Linked DNA regions of Homo sapiens: regions 2, 3, 4 and 5 are each linked to region 1. A link is a loop called in an ENCODE intact Hi-C map of the cell type or tissue named here. Cell type or tissue: heart right ventricle. All regions are shown on one strand. Region 1 holds the start of LOC128092248. Region 2 overlaps ABL1 (ABL proto-oncogene 1, non-receptor tyrosine kinase). Region 3 has its middle 67 kb from the start of ABL1. Region 4 overlaps ABL1 (ABL proto-oncogene 1, non-receptor tyrosine kinase). Region 5 holds the start of ABL1 (ABL proto-oncogene 1, non-receptor tyrosine kinase).

What was found. Peaks named below come from ENCODE experiments on the same cell type or tissue, not always from the same donor. Only the 100,000 strongest peaks of a DNase experiment are listed, where the experiment ranks them.
Region 2: a loop joins it to region 1, with 4 times the contacts of the local background. A loop is called at or near these places in 29 of 110 quality-filtered maps.
Region 3: it touches region 1 in a loop (2.1-fold over the local background); 61 of 110 quality-filtered maps call a loop at or near these places.
Region 4: a loop joins it to region 1, with 5 times the contacts of the local background. A loop is called at or near these places in 106 of 110 quality-filtered maps.
Region 5: it touches region 1 in a loop (2.9-fold over the local background); 26 of 110 quality-filtered maps call a loop at or near these places.

What each region holds. Positions count from the first base shown.
Region 1 is chr9:130,710,616-130,714,615 of GRCh38, forward strand. It overlaps LOC128092248, which reads left to right and starts at 3,011. Exons shown (of 1, transcript NM_001414901.1): 1 at 3,011-3,109. The coding sequence starts at 3,011. The coding sequence ends at 3,109. It also overlaps a transcript of ABL1 not described here. RefSeq lists an enhancer at 1,782-2,458 and a silencer at 2,096-2,735. In heart right ventricle, no CTCF peak of the experiment used is centred here; DNase peaks (open chromatin) are centred at 2,146 and 3,036; H3K4me3 peaks cover 2,370 bases; H3K27ac peaks cover 2,475 bases.
Region 2 is chr9:130,845,666-130,849,665 of GRCh38, forward strand. All of the region lies in intron 1 of ABL1 (ABL proto-oncogene 1, non-receptor tyrosine kinase), which reads left to right. Among named protein-coding and RNA genes, the nearest start is that of ABL1, 12 kb to the left of the region's middle. RefSeq lists an enhancer at 1,783-2,405 and a silencer at 1,997-2,291. In heart right ventricle, a CTCF peak has its summit at 2,457 (motif pointing right); DNase peaks (open chromatin) are centred at 336, 946 and 2,146; H3K4me3 peaks cover 1,273 bases; H3K27ac peaks cover 4,000 bases.
Region 3 is chr9:130,766,131-130,770,130 of GRCh38, forward strand. It overlaps a transcript of ABL1 not described here. Among named protein-coding and RNA genes, the nearest start is that of ABL1, 67 kb to the right of the region's middle. RefSeq lists enhancers at 294-463, 494-553, 764-823, 834-883, 1,118-1,923 and 1 more. In heart right ventricle, no CTCF peak of the experiment used is centred here; a DNase peak (open chromatin) is centred at 2,291; H3K27ac peaks cover 234 bases.
Region 4 is chr9:130,861,377-130,865,376 of GRCh38, forward strand. It overlaps ABL1 (ABL proto-oncogene 1, non-receptor tyrosine kinase), which reads left to right. Exons shown (of 11, transcript NM_005157.6): 4 at 1,387-1,659. Among named protein-coding and RNA genes, the nearest start is that of ABL1, 28 kb to the left of the region's middle. RefSeq lists enhancers at 1-49, 1,111-1,611, 1,612-2,112. In heart right ventricle, CTCF peaks have their summits at 2,415 (motif pointing left) and 2,615; no DNase peak of the experiment used is centred here; H3K4me3 peaks cover 79 bases; H3K27ac peaks cover 1,201 bases.
Region 5 is chr9:130,833,283-130,837,282 of GRCh38, forward strand. ABL1 (ABL proto-oncogene 1, non-receptor tyrosine kinase) reads left to right here and starts at 1,972. Exons shown (of 11, transcript NM_005157.6): 1 at 1,972-2,243. The coding sequence starts at 2,165. LOC124902287 (a long non-coding RNA gene) reads right to left here and starts at 1,546. Exons shown (of 2, transcript XR_007061822.1): 1 at 1,437-1,546; 2 at 1-1,183. RefSeq lists enhancers at 1,027-1,553, 1,196-1,245, 1,266-1,315, 1,554-2,079 and silencers at 1,716-2,025, 2,496-2,545. In heart right ventricle, no CTCF peak of the experiment used is centred here; DNase peaks (open chromatin) are centred at 1,599, 1,769, 1,809 and 2,229; H3K4me3 peaks cover 3,646 bases; H3K27ac peaks cover 4,000 bases.

The DNA.
Region 1 (4,000 bases):
TAAATAAGTAAATAATAAATAATGGGTAAATAAAGCAGAACAAGGGCATTCACAGTTGAAGAATGACACTACAGATCAGAACTAAGATTGTCAGCCAGATAATTTTGTGAGAGAACAAAGCTAAACCAAATCACATCTGAATTTATAAATTCCAGTTCTAAATCTACGCACAATTTTTCATGTTTTCCATTCCGTACCTTCCAAGTAACTAATTCCTCTTGAAACCAGTATCAAAAATAAGTGTCATCTTTCAATGCGACAGAAATATTTCTAAAATACTTAATATAATAGCTGAATGTACAACACTCATCGTGCAGCTGTTCCTCCGATATCAGTAGCAACTTGTGAAAAATCAGTGGTCTCAGATCAACAGGTTTTTGATACTGAATGGTACAGTGGGAACCATGGGTTTTGGAGCAAGGTCAGTCTGGGATGAAATTGTGACTCTGTCACACATTGGCCAAGTGACCTTGGGTAGGTAAGTCACATCTCTGTTTCCCCATCTGTATTATGGGGAATAGTATTACATGCCTCACTGGGCTATAGTGAGGATTACATGAGATAATGCAGTTTATGGAAAGTGTAAACAGTGCTCGGTGTAAAGTAGGAGCTGTGATAAGTGGATCCCTCCTTAGAAATGGGATCTCGGGCCAGGAGCAGTGGCTCACGCCTGTAATCCCACCACTTTGGGAGGCCAAGGTGGGTGGATCGCTTGAGGTCAGGAGTTCGAGACCAGCCTGGCCAACATGGTGAAACCCTGTCTCTACTAAAAATACAAAAATTAGGCACGTGTGATGGTGTATGCCTGTAATCCCAGCTACTCGGGAGGCTGAGGCAGGAGAATCGCTTGAATCCGGGAGGTGAAGGTTGCAGTGAGCTGAAATCCTGTTACTGCATCGCAGCCTGGGCGACAAGAGCAAAACTCCATCTGAAAAAAAAAAAAAGGAAAGAAAGAAGGAAAGAGAAGGAAAGAAAGAAGGAAAGAGAAAGGAAGGAAAGAAAGAAAGAGGAAAAAAGGAAAGGAAAAGGAAAAAGAAAAGAAAGAAAAGGAAGGAAAGGGAGAAATGGGATGCCTGTCAGGTGCAGCGCTCTGGGGAGGCGTGGAGAGCCTATAATAGGGACCAAGGTGCTTTTTAGTCGCAGAACATGGATTATTTGTTAGGTGTGGCTTTGGCACATCTAGGTCATTGGTTCTGCCGACTTGCTAAACCCAACCATCTGGGCATTTTCTCGGCTAATATAGAGGATGTTTTCATGTGAACACGTGTCCACCTGTGAAATGTTTATAATGTTAAAGGTTCGTTCTGGGGCAAACATCTGATAGCGCCTGGCAAACCCAACAAATGCCTTTTCTGTAATGAGTAAGCCTCCTAATGCCCAAAGAAACAGTTGAATTCGTTAGCAACATGTCGGATGTTTTCCCTATGTCTGTATATTTCTTCGCTAGTTTTTTTTTTTTTTTCTTTTTGAGACGGAGTTTCGCTCTTGTTGCCCAGGCTAGAGTGCAATGGTGCCATCTCGCCTCACCGCAACCTCTACCTCCCGGGTTCAAGCGAGTCTCCTGCCTCAACGTCCTGAGTAGCTGGGATTACAGGCATGTGCCACCACGCTTGGCTAATTTTGTATTTTTAGTAGAGACGGGGTTTCTCCATGTTGGTCAGGCTGGTCTCGAACTCCCGACCTCAGGTGATCCGCCCGTCTCGGCCTCCCAAAGTGCTGGGATTACCGGCGTGAGCCACCGCGCCCGGCCCGCTAGTTCTAATATTTATGCTTTTTGGAGGGTGAAGGGCTTGAAAGGCATCAAAAACCTTGGTTTCTAGGAGCGAGCCAAATTTTCTCCCTTAGAGACTGAAGGAGGTTATCCGACTCCGCTTCCAGGAAAATCCAATCCGCAATTTTTCCCTCGCTTTGGCTCTTCCAGGTCTCACTACTCGCGCCGGGGAGACGCGGTCCGGCCTACGCTAGGCCGGCAAGAATCTACCAGGTCCCAGGAGGGCGGGGCCGAGCCCCAGAAGTCGGGGCCCGGGCCAGGAGTCTTGGTGCAGGCGGACTCGGGCGCGTGCCATGGGACCACAACTCCCGGCACGCACCGCGGACTGCGCCGAACACGGTTGGCTGGGAGATCCAACCCTACTGCTCCCACCGGCCAATGGGACGGAGGAAAGAGGCCTGACCCGGATTCTCGGAGGCCAATGGCAATACAGAGGAGGCGGGTGCTTCCTTACCACTCACCTTGCGCTCAGAGAAGCCACATTTAAAAGGTCGTGCCGGGCCGGGCTTTCGCAGGCAGTGGGACCAGAGCCGGGAGGGGCGGCGGTGTCCCGGGAAAGCGGCTCTTGGGGCATCCGGGTCCCCTCGAGGCGGGCTCCGGACGTCGCCGTGGGCGGGGCCGAGGGCGGGGCCTGGCCTCGTTGTGGAGCGGCTCGTAATCCATCATGGCGGCCGCGGGGTTTGGTGTCTGTGCCTGAGCAGCGCTGGAGCCGGAGCCGGTTCCCGGGTCCTGCGGCTGAGGAGCCCCTCCGCTGTCCACGGCCCCTACCGGCGGGGGGCGGCTGGGTCCCTCGGCGGAGCTCGGGAGATGTGACTGCCTGAGGGCGGTGGTGGTGTCAGCGTCCGGGGCCGGGGGAGGGGGTGTCTCGGGCAGAGACCCCCGGGCTTGGGGCAGCTGAGGCGGCCGGGCCTCCTCTACACGGGGCCCGCCTTCCGCTGTCTGGGCCGCGAGAGTCCTTCGTCCCTTACAGCCCCGCCCCGGCTTTGGGACACTGCGGGTGGTCTGTTTCCCCCAGCTTGGGACACCCCGTTTTCTGAGGCGTGGAAGAGCGTCGCCCCGGAGTAAGCTGCCCGTGCCGCGCCCCGACAGCTTCCCTCAGCCCCAAGCCGCCCCTTATTCCGGATCCCGGCCCCAACTTTGGCCACGGAGCCTCCCATTCAAATCCCTCCCTTGCTGTCAAGGGGTCTCCCCTTCCCCCAAGGTGGCTCCCGCGAGCCTCTAATGCCCTGACTTCTTCCAATGTCACCTACGGCCCCCTTAGTCTCAGCTCAGCCAAAAACTTTAATGCAAAGGAAAAGTCTGGATTGGTTCCACAGGCCTTTTAAAAAGCGGACTTAAAAGTTGCTGGCAATGCATTCCTTTTCGTCAGAGTCGAGGGCAAACTCGCTGAAATCTGGGTGACCCGTGTCCTTTTCCGGAGAGCAAAGCAGAGAAGCGAGAGCGGCCACTAGTTCGGCAGGAAATTTGTTGGAAGATGAAGAAGCTAAGATAGGGGGTTGGTGACTTCCACAGGAAAAGTTCTGGAGGAGTAGCCAAAGACCATCAGCGTTTCCTTTATGTGTGAGAATTGAAATGACTAGCATTATTGACCCTTTTCAGCATCCCCTGTGAATATTTCTGTTTAGGTTTTTCTTCTTGAAAAGAAATTGTTATTCAGCCCGTTTAAAACAAATCAAGAAACTTTTGGGTAACATTGCAATTACATGAAATTGATAACCGCGAAAATAATTGGAACTCCTGCTTGCAAGTGTCAACCTAAAAAAAGTGCTTCCTTTTGTTATGGAAGATGTCTTTCTGTGATTGACTTCAATTGCTGACTTGTGGAGATGCAGCGAATGTGAAATCCCACGTATATGCCATTTCCCTCTACGCTCGCTGACCGTTCTGGAAGATCTTGAACCCTCTTCTGGAAAGGGGTACCTATTATTACTTTATGGGGCAGCAGCCTGGAAAAGTACTTGGGGACCAAAGAAGGCCAAGCTTGCCTGCCCTGCATTTTATCAAAGGAGCAGGGAAGAAGGAATCATCGAGGCATGGGGGTCCACACTGCAATGTTTTTGTGGAACATGGTGAGTGCTTTTCAAAATTTCTGCTCATGGTTTTCCTCATGCATTCATCTTAGGCCTTCAAGGAACTTTGAACAACAGTACTTGCGACAGTTCCTTCCAATTCCACTTAATAAATTTGTTACTGTAGTTATCTCTTAGTGGAACTTTCTTTGTATAAGAA
Region 2 (4,000 bases), 140 kb after region 1:
TGCCACTGGACCTTGTTATTTAATGTGCGAATAAAGAGACAGTTATTTAAGGCATTAATAAGAGCTATATTACAAGTTTTTAAAAGTCTTTTGAGGACTGTTTCAAAAAGTCTTTTGAGGACTGTTCTCCTTTGCAATCCTCTGTAAATGCACCATTGCATTCCAACCCGGGCAACAAGAGCAAAACTCTATCTAAAAAAAAAAAAATTCATCCACAGGACAGCGCTGGCCTTCCGTTAGACTTTTGCTGTTGAGTCTGTAAGTTTTCAGCAGCTGTGTTTCTCCAAGGAGCGGGGCTACTGCTGGTTCTTTACGTCTTTCCCCCACTGCCCTGCCCCTCCCTGCACCCTAGCAGCTGACACAGTGTTTTGGGATTTGAAGATAACACAAAGGCTGTGTTCAGTTAAACGTATGTCTGTGTGTGTGTGTGTGTGTGTGTGTGTGCTTGTGTGTGTGTGTGTTTTAATAATTTTAACTTCTCTGGGTGAAGGTGTAAATTACAAAATAAAGGACCATGTAGAAATAGATAAAATGACTTTCATCAAGCTCAAAATGTGGGAAATAATACTTTTCCTCTAAGCTCATATTTTGAAAAGTTGTTTGAGACTGTTATAAAATAACTTGAGAATAGTCTGAGCATGATCTCATCCGCTGGAACGGAGTATGAAATAAAACACGAAGCCTCTTTTTAGAAGGATCTGTTTTATAGATTTTTAAATTACAGAGATTCCTTGAACTGGAGGATAATAGCGAAGGACCCACAAAGGAAATATGAATAAAGCAGCACAAGTTTAAATAATTGAATGTGAGCAAAATTAAAGGGAACGTTTGTCACGTCTGACATGCTCCATCCTCCTGTCCCCCCCACACTGAACCGTCTCCAAGAACCTTCCGGAGAGCCCACAGTGTGAACAGTAATGAATGCTCCATAGCTGGCCGCCTTGCACTCTAGTGGGAACTATGATGTTGGGCACAAGTGCCAGCAGGAAGGTGGGAAGCTTCCCGGGGATGTTTTTCCTGGAGGTCAAGTCCCCCCTTGGGCTGTGAAGTAGCCGGTACTGGGGTTCATGGGCATTTCCCTTCCCTGACTGTTCGCCAGCGTCTGGCACAGCACCAGCAGCCCCTGGAAGTCTAGGCCAGATATGCCATGTCCGAGAATCTTTTGTAAACATTTTTCATCAGTGACTCACAGCTTTGAGAAAGGATTATTTTTATATAAAACGATCTTTCAATTTTACTTTAAAGACCCAAACCATTTTCTTAGAATACTGTCTAAACAAGTTAATCATGCACAGATCCAGTGAATTCTGTGGCCTGGTTCTTATAAAATTTCCAAATAATTTTATACTGTCATAGACAGAGCCAGAGCTTTTTAGAGGTTTGAGGCATTTTTTAGATGTATTACTGTTCTCGGTGCTCAACTAGCTAATTAGTGATTTTTTCTGAGTTTAGTTGGTGAGTGGAAACCTTTTTGTTAACATTATGACAAAATAACAATATGGTTTTAAGTGGAGTGAGAGGCACTTTTGAAGATCCAGATCTTAGATCCAGATCTTAAATCTGTTTAAAGTATGACTCAGAAAGGAGGCTGCAGAAAATGTTCACTAAAAAAATTTAAGAATAATAGCAGATGCTAAAATTTATTTCCCAAGACAATAGCCAAAAAGATCTGCTGGAAGAACAGAAGAAGGGAACTAGTTGGGGCATCTTTTTTTTTTGAATGAAGCCTTCAGCCTTCTTTAGGGGAATCTTGCTTCCTGACAGAGGGACCGGTGGAAAGTTTGTGTCTTAAGCAAGAAAGATTTAAGTACATTCTGCAACTTTGGCCTTGTAAGCTGTGATCATTTTTAAGGTTGACGAGCATAGTTCACTATGAAATGAAGCAAGTAACTTGGCATTTATACATTGTGAGTCAATTTTGACATCAGCCTGGATTGGGAATTGACTGGAAGGTTTTGGTGTTGGACTGTGGCTACACTTCAGTGTCTCGGTCCAGAGGCATGCATGAGCAATACTTCCCTTTGGGCTTTAGCCATTAATTTGTGGAATAGAGCAAGAACTGGAGAGGAAAGTCGAGAGACTGCCTTGGATCGCCTGACGTCCTGTTGAATCAAAAAGCAGTGGGAGGCCCTTTCCTTCCTAACAAAGGCCTCATCCTCTTGCATAACATTCCCAGCATCTGTCGACATGTTCGGGACCATCCCACTTTAACCCACACTTCAAGTGGATGGCCACCTCTGGGCGGGGATCTGCATTCTGCTTATTCCAGGTGTTTTCCAGGCCACTTCCCCGATTATGTAACTTTGATCAAATCCAGATGCGGCAGAATGTTTGATAGAAGAGGTCAAATGGCATTTGAGAAGAAAAGCATTTCTGTATTCATGACTTTGGTTTAATTTCCTGTGTGGGCCTGGTCTGCCAAAGTTGTATGCTCATGGCCACGAGGTTGACGCACCAGAGGGAGGCACTCAAGTGCCTTTTCAGGACAGCCTGAAGGAAGCCTCCCTCCCCAGCATGCTTTTTCATGTTAAATTATCAATTATGTAAGTTTAGGGCCAGGCGCGGTGGCTCCTGCCTGTAATCCCAGCACTTTGGGAGGCTGAGGTGAGTAGATCACTTGAGACCAGGAGTTCAAGACCAGCCTGGCCAACATGGCAAAACCCCGTCTCTACTGAAAATGAAAAAAAAAAAAAAAAAAAAAACTTAGCCAGGCGCAGTGGCTCACATCTGTAATCCCAGCTACTCAGGAGGCTGAGGCAGGAGAATCACGTGAACCTGGGAGCTGGAGGTTGCAGTGAGCCTAGATCGCACCACTGCACTTCAGCCTGGGCGATGGAGTGAGACTCCAACTCAAAAAAAAAAAAAAAAAAATTTCAATTGGCTTCTATTAAAGCTTTTTTATGTTTGTCATTGTTTTCTAGTAATAACAACAATCCACATTTTTTGTGAGAAATATACCATAATATAGAGAAGTATAAAGAAAATGTAAGGCCAGACACGGTGGCTCACGCCGATAATCCCAGCACTTTGGGAGGCTGAGGCAGGCTTATCACCTGAGGTCAGGAGTTCGAAACCAGCCTGGCCAACATGGTGAAACCCCATCTCTACTAAAAATACAAAAAAAGTAGCCGAGTGTGGTGGCGGGCACCTGTAATCCCAGCTACTCAGGAGGCTGAGGCAGGAGAATTGCTTGAACCCGGAAGGTGAAGGTTGCAGTGAGCAGAGATCACGCCATTGCACTCCAGCCTGAGTGTCAAGAACGAGACTCCGTCTCGAGAAAAAAAAAAAAGAAAAGTAAATTTAAAGCACTTAAAATCCCACCACCCTGAGTTAACTACTGTTCACAGTTTGGTGAAATTCCTCCTCGTCTTCTATTTTTTCATAGTTGGGACCATGCCTATATACTGGAATGTAATATAAACACTTAATATATTATTGCGAGTATATTCTCAAACTTAAATATTTTTTCCAAAAATATTTTGAGTGGCTTTTAAAATATATCCTATTTTATGCATGCAGCATAAACTAACTTATCCTGTGTTGATAGATATTTTGTACTTGCCCTTTTCTGTGCTGTTGTTTAAAATTAGTGTATAGAAATAATTGTGTTGATCACTTAGGATAAATTCCTAGAGGTAAATCAGATATTAAATTCTTTATAGACTTCTGGTTCATATTCCAGTTGCCCTCAATTTATACACCTACTACTAGCATTGTATGAGAGTGCCCGTTTCTCTGAAATCTTACCCACACTGGCTGTCAGCGTCAAAAAGATGTATCTGCAGATTTGGCAAGGAATTTGCATTTCAGTGATTATTATCAAGCGTTCACACACTTTCCATGTTTAATGGTAATTTTTTTTGTTTTTTTTTGAGACGATGTCTCACTCTGTTGCCCAGGCAGAGTGCAGTGCCGCGACCTTGGCTCACTGCAACCTCTGCCTCCCAGGTTCAGGTGATTCTCCTGCCTCAACTCCTTAGCAGCTTGGATTACAGGCATG
Region 3 (4,000 bases), 56 kb after region 1:
CCGGGCCGTGGCATGCGTTGGTGCGCTCTCAAGAATGCGGCCATGGCACTCACAGACACATACCAAGAAGCCTCGGCCCCCAGTGCCCCCGCCAGCCTGCTCAGGGGCATGCGGATGACTGGAGCCTGGAAGGCGGGTCTTGCTGGGCAGGACAGATGCCTTACTGTCAGGACAGATGCCTTACTGTAGGCCCAGGAAGAGATCCATGACCGCAGACAGACTTCTGCGTAGGGCCCTGAGGAAAGAGTGGTAAACATGCAGTGAAGGGCGGCCCCACCACTGGTGGCTTCTGACAGGGAGCTGGAGGGTGCAGGTACTGGATGTGTCTCATTGGGATACAAATGAGTGTGCCCCGTGGTTAGGAAGATGAGGAAGTGTAGGCACTTGCAGGGGCCTTTTCTTTTGACTTAGTGAGTTCCCACCAAACCTGGCCTTGTCTGTTTTTGATGCCTTAGGACTTGGGGACAAGGCCACAGCCTGTGACCCCAGCATCATCTCCCCCCAGGGCCTTGCCACCCTCTAGCTTTCATCCTTGCCTCCTCCTCTGCCCTCTCTTTCTTGTCCGATACAGTCACAAGTGCCTAGAATAAACCTCACACCACCCACTGCTCTGCTGTCAGGGCTACCACCCCGGCCCCACCCTGCCTTGCCCCGGCTCTGATCTCAAAGACTTCCCAGCCTCCTGTTGCCATCTGGGTCTGTCCTCCTCCTGCTAGCAGAGAGACCCTCCCTTAGAAACTTACATCAGATCTTTTCACTACCCAGTTTCCTGTCCCTCGATGGGTACCCATCTCAGTTAGAGTAATGTTCAGCTTCTCTCCACAGCCTGCGTGGTCTGGGCCTGGTTTCCCTCTCGAATTTCCCTCCTGTCACTCCCTTTGTTTACTGCCAGTGCTTTTTCCTCTTAGGGTTCCCTGGGCCCTGCCCTTCACTCAGCTTCTGGTGCCTGGCTCTTTCAGACCCATGCAGGCCCCAGCTCACATGACATCTTTTCGGAAAGACCTTCCCTGATGGCCCAGGCCACAGTACCCACACCAGCATCAGCTCTTTGTCCTCTTCCCCTTTTCATTTCTTTGCAGCTCATGCCATCTGAAACTACCTCATTCAATTATTGATAGATCTGTTTGGAATTCCAGGAGTCCCTTTGCGATCCCATTCTTCTAAAGATTCACATGGCCTCAGAATGCCATGTTACAGTGGAGAGTCTGACTTCTTGTTTTCTGAGACGGAGTCTCACTCTGTTGTCCAGGCTGGACTGCAGTGACAATCTCTGCTCACTATAACCTCCGCCTCCCGGGTTCAAGCGATTCTTGTGCCTCAGCCTCCCGAGTAGCTGGAATTACAGGTGCCTGCCACCACGTCTGGCTAATTTTTGTATTTTTAGTAGAGATGGGGTTTCAACATGTTAGCCAGGCTGGTCTCGAACTCCTGACCTCAGGTGATCCACCCGCCTGGGCCCTCCAAAGTGCTGGGATTACAGGCAGGAGCCACTGTGCCCGGCCTGACCTCATATTTGAATACCGAGTTTTAGTTCTGGAGGAGCTGCAGGTTTTATGAAAAGGGAACACATTTGATTCCTCAGAGCAGCCACAGGCCAGCTCTCTGAAGTAAAGTGCACGTGTGCATGTGTGTGCACACTCACACACACGTACACACACATTCACAAATAGGACATCTCTTTTAAACAGAAATGGCCACCTGCATTTGAGAAAATAAAGTTTCATGCAGAAGAAAGTGACATGTTAAATTCAATCATCAAGATTTAGACTGGTGGGAATTCTGCACAACAAATGACTTGGTTTAATTAACATGGAAATTGCGAGGAAAAAAATGAAGTGGAACCTATGGATTTAAAAATTAGGAAATTTTAAGATTTCCATCGTAATTTTTTTAAAACAATATATTTTACTTCCAAAACCCTGCGTTTTCACATGGTAGCTATCTGCTGGAGCTGAGTAGCCGCTGCTCTCTTGAACAGCATCACCCAGATGGGAGAGCCCCCTTCCCCCCAACCCCCATACACTCCTATGTGTACAACTTCCTGAACCCTGTAAGCATTAGAGCTTGCAGCCTCTGCTTTTTCTGTTTCCTTCTTGATGGGAAGACTGGCAGCAGGATTTACTTGGTTGCTACATTTGTGAATTTGTAAAATAATTCATGCTCTGCTAGGTCTGTAACTTGGGAGGCTTGGTGTGCACGGGCATTTAGCAGCAACTCAGAGCGTATGGAAGACTGTCACTGGCAAGAGCAAAGTCCCCCCAGGACAGAGCCAGTGACGACTAGCTGTGTATCCTCAGTCTGATGGCGGTGGAAGTGAGGCAGCACCAAGGAGCAGAAACAGGAAGTTTCCACTGATGACCACCCTGCCCCCAGCTAGGCTGAAAGGCCTCCCCAGAGCCCTTGCATCAGCCTGGCTTTGCACTGGTCTGGGGGATGTTGCTTGTTAGAGCCAGTGAAGAAGAACGGTAGTAAGTTACCTGATGGCCAAGGCTCTGTCTGACCCTGTCTGCTGTCGTGTTCCTGGCACAGAATAGTCTTTGTTGAAGGAACGAATTAGTGCATCCTTCCAAGCCTTGGAGGACCTGTCTATAATAGGCCCACTCTATAGGGTCTTTGTGAGAATTAAATTAAAACCCCTATGAGAAACCTAACTAGAGACAATTGGAAGTAACTTAAATATTTGTTCATTGGGAACAGCTACATAATTGTGGCTGTCATTCTGTACAACACTCTGTGGCTGTTAAAGAGCTAGAGGTAGTTTTATGTGGATTGATGTGTTCAATGTGTTCAATGGAAAAGCAAGGGTAATATAATCCCATTTATACTACAGAGAAAAATCGGGTCTGTAAATATGTTGAGAAAGGTCTGTCGATAGTGGTTATCTTTTGAGAGTGGAATGGATCGGGGTGGGTATGGCCTGGGGACGTGAGGGGGAATTTTTCACTCTTTATTTCACATACATCTGTCATTGGCACAGAAAATTAAGCAGTAAACCTAAAGAAACAGAATAGTGCTTGTTGTATAGTTAGATCAATAACTTGTAACTATTATAAAAGGTAGTTATAAAGTTAGTAAGGGCCAAAGGTCTAACTAGAGTAGGTCGGTTATAGAGGAAAACAGTTTAATCAGTTGTTGTTTAACTTTTATGGAATGCAACTTCTTTAGCTTTAATTTGGAGAGCCAAACTATGGCCCTAGTCTTTTTTTTTTTTTTTTTTTTTTGAGTTGGAGTTTCGCTCTTGTCCAGGCTGGAGTGCAATGGTGCTATCTTGGCTTACTACAGCCTCCACCTCCCGGGTTCAAGCGATTCTCCTGCCTCAGCCTGCCAGGTAGCTGGGATTACAGGTGTGCACCACCATGACTGGCTAATTTTGTATATATATATTTTAAGTACAAATGGGGTTTCACCGTGTTGGCCAGGCTGGTCTCAAACTCCTGACCTCAGGTGATCTACCCACCTTGGCCTCCCAAGGTGCTGGGATTACAGGTGTGAGCCACCGTCCCCGGCCCCTAGTCTTTTATTGTATTGTATTGTATTATTTTTTAGTCAGGTTTATTGAGGTATAATTTACATATCATAATATTCCCCTTCTTTATTATACAGTTCTATGGACTTTGACAAATACATACACTTGTGAAATTGCCACCCCTTTTGAGATACAGAACAGTTCTATCACCCCCTAGAATTCCCTTGTGCGGCCCTTTTGTAGTCATCCTTTCTCTCTTCTCCCAGCTGCTGGCAACCCTGATCTGTTTTTTTGTCCCTGTAGTTTTGCCTTTTCCAGAATGTCATATCAATGGAATAGTACAGTCTGAAGCCTTTGAATCTGGCTTCTTTCATTCAATATAATGGGTGAGGAGTCAACCACGTTGTTGCATGTTATCCACATTTCCTCCTTTTGTGTCTCTGAGTAGTATTCTCTTGCATAGATGTACCACAGTTTGTTTATCCATTCACCAGCTGAAGGACAGTGCTCCAGGGTCCTAGAGCACAGAACTCT
Region 4 (4,000 bases), 150 kb after region 1:
TGACGAATCCTTTTTACCTTCTTGAGAGTTGTCAATGGGACTAACTTGTATATTTCTTTGCTACCTTCTTTTAAAAACATTTTTCTTATTTACTATTACAGACGTATAGTAATGGTGCCTGACATAACCCACAGCCAAAGGCCTTGGCCTTGCTGTGTGTATTTCAGGCTTTTTCTTCCCTTTTCTTTTTTTTTAAGTAATAAGATATTACAGTTATAGCTGAAGCCTGATCCTGTTCCCTTTTCTCCCTCTCGTCCCAAGCATCACCACTGTCCCAAATCTGCTCCTTCTTCCCACATCTTTGCAGTTTGGGCAAGTCTTCTGAATGCCTAGTCATGATTTTAAGTCTTCTTTCCACCTTCAGTGATGGTTGGCTACCCTGAGCAAGCCAGTAGATTCAGTTATGTGCCTGGAGTCCAGATGTTTTATGTGGATTTTTCATGTGGAATTGTTTTTGGTAAGGAAGTATTCCCTTGCCACACCAATGAAAAGAGAAGAAAACAGGTAGCTGGCACCCACTGCATTGTTGCTTTCTGCCAGCCTGCTCCTTCTCCTTCCTCTCCAGCTCTGTTGTGTCCAGATGCAAACTCTACATGCAGGGTTTGACCCTAGGTCCTCACCTGCTGTAGCTCTCACACGGGGACCGAATGCTCTTGTGTCGTAAATCCTTCCTTTTGCTTCCTCGTGTTGGATGTGTTTAGTGGTTTTCATCTTCTGGTCACTATTTCATTCTAGGTTTATCCCCTTTAAATTATAAATTAAATGAATTCTTCGCTTTTCCTACCAGCAACTACCCACCAAGTTCTACCATGTGTTAATTTAATCAACAGTTATTTATTGAGTACTTATTACATGTTGATTTCCTGTTCTCAACATTGGAATGAAGACAGCTTAGGGTTCTGCTTTCATGAAGCTTGCATGCTCTTAGGTGGAGACAGACAGTAATTAAGCAGATAAACAGGAAATTATGAGCTAGTAGTGGGTCCATTGCTGAGAAGTAAGACAGGTGGTAGGATGACCCGTGCCGTGTGATGACTTTAGATTGGGTGGTTGGGGAAGACTTCACGGACCTTAAAACTGGCCTTGGAACGGGAAGCGAGAACTGGGCACGGAAGATGAGGGAGTGGGAGATTTCAGGCAGAGGGAGCAGCAGCAGGTACAGAGGCCCTGAGGCCTTTTATTGTGTCTTTTTGCTTGAGCGAGTAACTTAGAGCACACGTAGAGAAAGACAGCAGAAGTGATCTTCTAAACACTCTGTCCTGTGTGGAGAGCTCCTTATGTGAGATTTTGCTGTGTAGTGAATTAAGGCTCAGCCAAACTGGCTCACGTGAGCTCTTTGAGCTTGCCTGTCTCTGTGGGCTGAAGGCTGTTCCCTGTTTCCTTCAGCTCTACGTCTCCTCCGAGAGCCGCTTCAACACCCTGGCCGAGTTGGTTCATCATCATTCAACGGTGGCCGACGGGCTCATCACCACGCTCCATTATCCAGCCCCAAAGCGCAACAAGCCCACTGTCTATGGTGTGTCCCCCAACTACGACAAGTGGGAGATGGAACGCACGGACATCACCATGAAGCACAAGCTGGGCGGGGGCCAGTACGGGGAGGTGTACGAGGGCGTGTGGAAGAAATACAGCCTGACGGTGGCCGTGAAGACCTTGAAGGTAGGCTGGGACTGCCGGGGGTGCCCAGGGTACGTGGGGCAAGGCGTCTGCTGGCATTAGGCGATGCATCTGCCTGGAAGTCTACCTCCTGCCTGCTGTCCGAGGGCTTCATTGGCGCCACGGAATTGACTTTTCCGTCTTATATCATTCCTGTGTCTTTGTAGGAGTGGAATCATTCTCATAGTCCGAGTGTGTTTCCACATATGGTGAGAGCTGACAAGCATGGAGGGGTTTTGGTGTAAAAAGATTAGTCATTTGGAGAGGTTTTCTCATTTTATGGCAAGGTTCTTTTAAAGCCGTGGATTTCCATGCTGTTCGTGCGGCATGGAGATCACTTCCTACCGAGAGTTAAGGAGGAAAAAAAGATCTCTGAGTTTTGAAAGAAGATTTAACCAAAATGCATTTGACTCTTCTGTGGATTTTTGTTGGCTGATTTGGAAGGCAGGTGCCCTGGGCATCCCCAGTGGGTTCCAATTCTGCAGCTGCCCAGACTCCTGCAGGCAGAGGTGGAAGTGTCCCCGCTAGAAAGGCATCCAGGAAACTCGCTTTTGACCAACTCAGATACAGTCTGGTCTTTCTTGTTAACTGGGACTTTACCCTCTCCACTAATGAATAGTGTTTGTAGTTTCCAGGCAGGTTTTTTTCTTCTTTTGAAGTTCTTTGAAACCCTTAGGACGCCAAGGGAAGGAAGTTTTCATTTTCAGCCCTTTGCATTCTTCAAAATGTGATCCAGGCTTTTCCCTGTGGCGAGGGTGTCCCCTAGTGTTGACTTACATTATTTCCACTTGTTTTAAATGAACTTTGATTACCTTGACCTGTGCACAGAAATCAAGAGAGGCAGCCCCTTTTTAGAGCTGTTAGAAAAGAACTGAAACATCCACCTCTGGGAAAAATAGAGTTTAGTTTGTGCATGTGTCTCAGAAGTCAGGTGCACACATTGAGACTGGTGCAGCCACATGCCTGCCTTTTAGGGACTCCTTGACTGACCTGATGCCTTCACCCAAAGGCATAGTGAAATGGGAAGTATGATTTCTGACTGGTATGAAGTGGCTGCTTTAGAGAAAAGATCACATTCTTTAGTCCTAGAAACCAAAGGTGGCTTCCTGATGCTCTTATTCAGCACGTGCCTGTCTTTGAGGCAGGACTGGCACTGGGGTGGGGGCATGGTTTGGGGTTACCTTAAGGACCCTGGATATTTCTCAGATAGGACTTTTTCTTTTCTTTTTTTGAGACGGAGTCTTACTCTGTTGCCTAGGCTGGAGTGCAGTGGCATGATCTCAGCTCACTGCAACCTCCGCCTCCCCAAATTGGCGATTCTCCTTCCTCAGCCTCACGAGTAGCTGGGATTACAGGCACCCGCCACCACACCCAGCTAATTTTTGTATTTTTAGTAGAGATGGGGTTTCGCTGTGTTGGCCTGGCTGGTCTCAAACTCCTGACCTCAAGTGATCTGCCTACCTCAGCCTCCCAGAGTGCTGGGATTATAGGCATGAGCCACCACACCCGGCCCTGGACTTTTTCTTAATTGAATAAATATTTATCAAGTTCTTCACTTCTATTTGACGGTTCCTGGGCTCAACACTGGATTAGAAAATGAATGGGACAGAGTTCTTCATCTGAGACATAGGGTGGTCCAGGTAGTAGGAGGAAGAAGGATTGCAGCGCAGCAGTCCTCGGGACACCACCAGGGGGTGAACGAAGGAGGGACGGGGGAGCTGTGCAGGTGCCCCAGCTCCTTGGGTTGCACAGGGTTGAAGACCAGACCCAAGAAATGGGGCCTTGACCAGCTCAGCAAACTGAGAATGGCCTAGATTTCAGCACACTTTCACCAGGATTTGTCAAATGAAGGAAGATTCCAAGCGCAAAATACCCTAGATTTCAACCAGTAAAAGCTTGTCTGAAAACTTCCAAGATCGGGTTGTACAACTTGACATTTGAGGAAACGCTACTTCAGTAGATGGTGCTGTGGCATTGTTTTCTGAACAACTGAAGGAGGAGACTCCAGAGAAGGGTACCTGCTGGAGACCTGTGTGGTTTGTGGGGTGGGTTTCTTATATCACTGAATCTAAAGTGGGTGCCTTTCAGAATGTGCTTTACTAATAATGTGTTACTCTGCTTTTAATTATACTTCTAATAATTTTTCCCAAGAGCCTAATTAACTTACGATCTCACAGTTGGTAAAGAATTACAGGATGTCATTGCGTGGATTTCTGTGGGCAGTCACCCGGAGTGGTATCTAATTAGGGAAAAGGCAGTATGTCCCTTTCTGGAAGTGTGTTAACTGAAAATACGGTACTAAGCAACTGCTAAATAAATTAGCCCTCCTTCCTCCTGGCCGTGC
Region 5 (4,000 bases), 120 kb after region 1:
CTTTATTATAGTCTGATCCAAGGCCCCTGAACTTTCCAAAAGGGCAACAAAACAGACAGATACTGTATTTTTTCACTAGTTGGTACTGGTGGCACCCTTTTGAGTGTTATTTTTGGCATTACGTGTAGAGGTTGACAGATTCAAGACAACACTAAACATGTTAGCAGTCACCACACGCAGGCTGTCCAGCAGAATGACAGCGCTTCCCAGATCCTAGAAAGCATCCAGAGTCACTGCACCCATCCCCTGGGGGCCCTGTAGTCCTGCATCTCCAGATGATGGGAGCTGCAAACTTCCCTGATGGTGCCCTCTTGGATGCTCATGAGGCCTGATCTGGTACCACGACTCTAGCAGTAGGTCCATTCAATGGCAGTAAAAATACATGTTGTATGTTGATCAGAATTTGGCAGGACACATGTGGAAAGTTAATGACATCCTGGCCGAGAACCCCTGTGATATACACTGGTTACATCCTGTCCAACTGGAGTTTTTATGTGCTGTTTTTGGCAGAGCCAAGTGAAGATCTTGTTACTTAGCCATTCCTGAGGTACTGAAGATACCCGGGTTTTTGTCATTACAGGATAGGCTAGAAAGTAGCCAGGGTCTCATAACCAAGGCTTTCTCTGAAACATATAATGACAATGCTAGTTATTTGACCAAAGATATCCAATGCTTTAATCCACTTGGAATTTATTCTTGATGTGAAGGGTCAGCATCATCCACTGGTCGGGAGCCTGATCCTTGGAGCCAGGCAGACCTGGGTTGAGTCCATCTCCGCCTGTTTCCAGCTGTGGGCAAGGTGTCTGACTTCTCTGAGCATCTGTGGGGTTTGTTTGTTTTTAAACCTGAAGAATTGGGATAATCTGTTTCCTCACAGAATCATTACGCAGATGCAATACAGTTAATGAAGGTAACATGGCACATAGGAAGAGCACAATACACGTCAGCTCTTACTCTTCATGGCTAGAAGATGTGGACTAAACTTCCCCCTTTACAGTTTTGTGATTAACACCATTTATGAAAGAAATAAATGAAATAAATTCCTTTTCCTGTCATGAGGGGAACTTACCTGATTTTATTGAATTATTTGGTGCCATTGAGTTCCTTATTGTTTCCCTCTGACCTAGATTTCTGGGTGTGCGCCAGTAACACGACTGTGATTGTTGCTGCTTTATAACATTGTCTGTGGTCAGTCCAAACAAGAGTTTAAAATAATTGAATGAAATGGATTTTAAACAATGGTCCCCCCACCCTCACCCCGTGGCACTCGGCCAAAGGAAGAGGAAAAGTTCTCTGTTAAAGAAAATGAATCAGAGAAGAGGCCCAGACCGTGCCTCCGAAAATTCTCATTGTAGGGACTAAGTCCTCTCACTCTGAACTCACACCCGTCTGTTCGCAGCCTGACCTCATATCCTGGTCTGGATGTGCGGCCTCACCGGGGTGTCGTGCGCACGTGTGGTTGTCCTGTGGGTGCCAGCTCTGACTTCCTCCCCAGACACCCACTGCCTCAGCCTTAATCACAGGACGCGCGTTGAGTAGAAATGAGACCAGTTAGTATTGGTAACTGCAGAGGAATATGCATTTTCACCAGCGTTCTCGGGTCAGAGGGTTTGCCTGGCACCGCGTACTGGGAAACTCGCCAAAAGCGGTGCAGGTTGGAGACGCCCCAGGCCGCGGTGGAGTTGCGCGCGGCTTCTAAAGTGGAGTGGAGCAGGCCTGCACCCTCCCCGCCGGGGCTGGGACGGCGCTTCCAGGCGGAGAAAGACCTCCGCGGGCCGCGCGCGGCCTTCCCCCTGCGAGGATCGCCATTGGCCCGGGTTGGCTTTGGAAAGCGGCGGTGGCTTTGGGCCGGGCTCGGCCTCGGGAACGCCAGGGGCCCCTGGGTGCGGACGGGCGCGGCCAGGAGGGGGTTAAGGCGCAGGCGGCGGCGGGGCGGGGGCGGGCCTGGCGGGCGCCCTCTCCGGGCCCTTTGTTAACAGGCGCGTCCCGGCCAGGCGGAGACGCGGCCGCGGCCATGGGCGGGCGCGGGCGCGCGGGGCGGCGGTGAGGGCGGCTGGCGGGGCCGGGGGCGCCGGGGGGGCGCGCGGGCCGAGCCGGGCCTGAGCCGGGCCCGCGGACCGAGCTGGGAGAGGGGTTCCGGCCCCCGACGTGCTGGCGCGGGAAAATGTTGGAGATCTGCCTGAAGCTGGTGGGCTGCAAATCCAAGAAGGGGCTGTCCTCGTCCTCCAGCTGTTATCTGGAAGGTAAGCCCGGGCCGCACGGGTTGGGCTGAGTAGCCGCGCGCCCTCCCGCTGCTGCTGGGCCCTTCCTAGGCCTCGCCGCCCGCGCGCTCCCGCCTGCGCCCTCCCCGGGTCTTGTCTTTTTTTTCTTTCTTCCCTCTTCTCTTCTCTTCTCTTCAGTTCTCTTATATTCTGTCTCTCTTTCTTTCTCTCTGTGTCTGTCTCTTTTCTCTTCTCTTGTCTCTCTCTTTTTCTCTCTCTCTGTCTCTTTCTCTTTCTCGCGATGGCCCCTAGGCGCCGCCGGCGGAGCGTGGCCCCCAGCCCCGGCACCAGCCCCGGTAGAGCCACGCCGGATGGTGACGGCGGCGTCCGGGGCCCCACAGTGCGGGCTCCCCCGAAAAAGTTTGAGAAAGCCAACTCGCCAGGCCTTAACATCCCTGGGATCCCACGTTGTGGAATTTCCACCGTTAATTGGGACTGTGTGTTAAAAAGATCGACCCGTGTTTGTGAAAACATGCGATTTCCATTAAGCATCATGTACACAAGGAGCACCACTCTACCATTTATGGATACAGAATTTCAAGTGATCTTTCCATCTCCCCCACCCCCATCTTATCTACAGACCACGAAGAGGTCTTAGGAATTCGCTCTCTTTTCAGGGGAGGGGAGCCCATTTAAGAAGGCGTTTCCAAGGAGTCCCCCAGAGTACTGGGGTGTCATGTTCGTTTCCTTAAGTGAAGCTCAGGGCCAGGAGGGCTTCACTTTTGCGTTCTTTCTACCTACTCTCCTTCTCTAATTACATCTGTTTTATTTTATTTTTCTTTCCTGTTGTAGTCTTTAGTTTTATAAATGGAAAAAAAGTAAATTAAGGGTTATGGGTCTTCACTTTCGTAGCTTCTAGGTGGGTATGAAATTGATCTGATTTGAGACTGGTGCTCCCAGACCATTGCCTTCAGCAGAAAGGCTATCTGTGCTTCAGAGATGGAGTGGCACTTGGACTTCTCTGTTGTTTTCAACTAAGAATATAAGAGTAAAAATGTGGCCGGGCGCGGTGGCTCAAGCCTGTAATCCCAACACTTTGGGAGGCCGAGACGGGTGGATTATTTGAGGTCAGGATTTCGAGACCAGCCTGGCCAACATGGTGAAACCCTATTTCTACTAAAAATACAAAAAATTAGCCGGGCGTGGTGGTACACGCCTGTAATCCCAGCTACTCGGGAGGCTGAGGCAGGAGAATTGCTTGAACCCGGCAGGGGGAGGTTGCAGTGAGCCAAGATCGCGCCACTGCACTCCAGCCTGGGCGACACAGCAAGACTCGGTCTCAAAAAAAAAAAAAAAAAAAAAAGAGTAGAAAGAAATGTGAAGCTCACTTTAGATCAAGTAGGATTTCTGCTAGAATGCCATGTTTTTCTTTTTAAAAAAGCAGGAGAAATAAACAGGCCTCATTTATTTTCTAACCTATTTTTCTTTCCTTAACCTCTGACTCTACCCTGAAGGCCTGCTTGGAGTCACATATGCAGATCGCACTAGTGATGTGGGTGAAACCTGTTTGCCCTTCTTGCCACAGTTTGTGTACCTCACTCCTCTTCTGTCTCTGGGATTCCAGGGGGCTGAATGGCCCAGAGAAGGCTCATCTAGGTGGAGTGGGCTCACAGAGCCTAGCATTTGGAGGGTGGAGATTGTTTATTTGTCCCTAAAAGTTGATGTCTGAGCATTCCAAATCATCTTCAATTAATACATCGCTTATTTTTTCCAAGTTGCTCAAAATTCTGAGCACATTC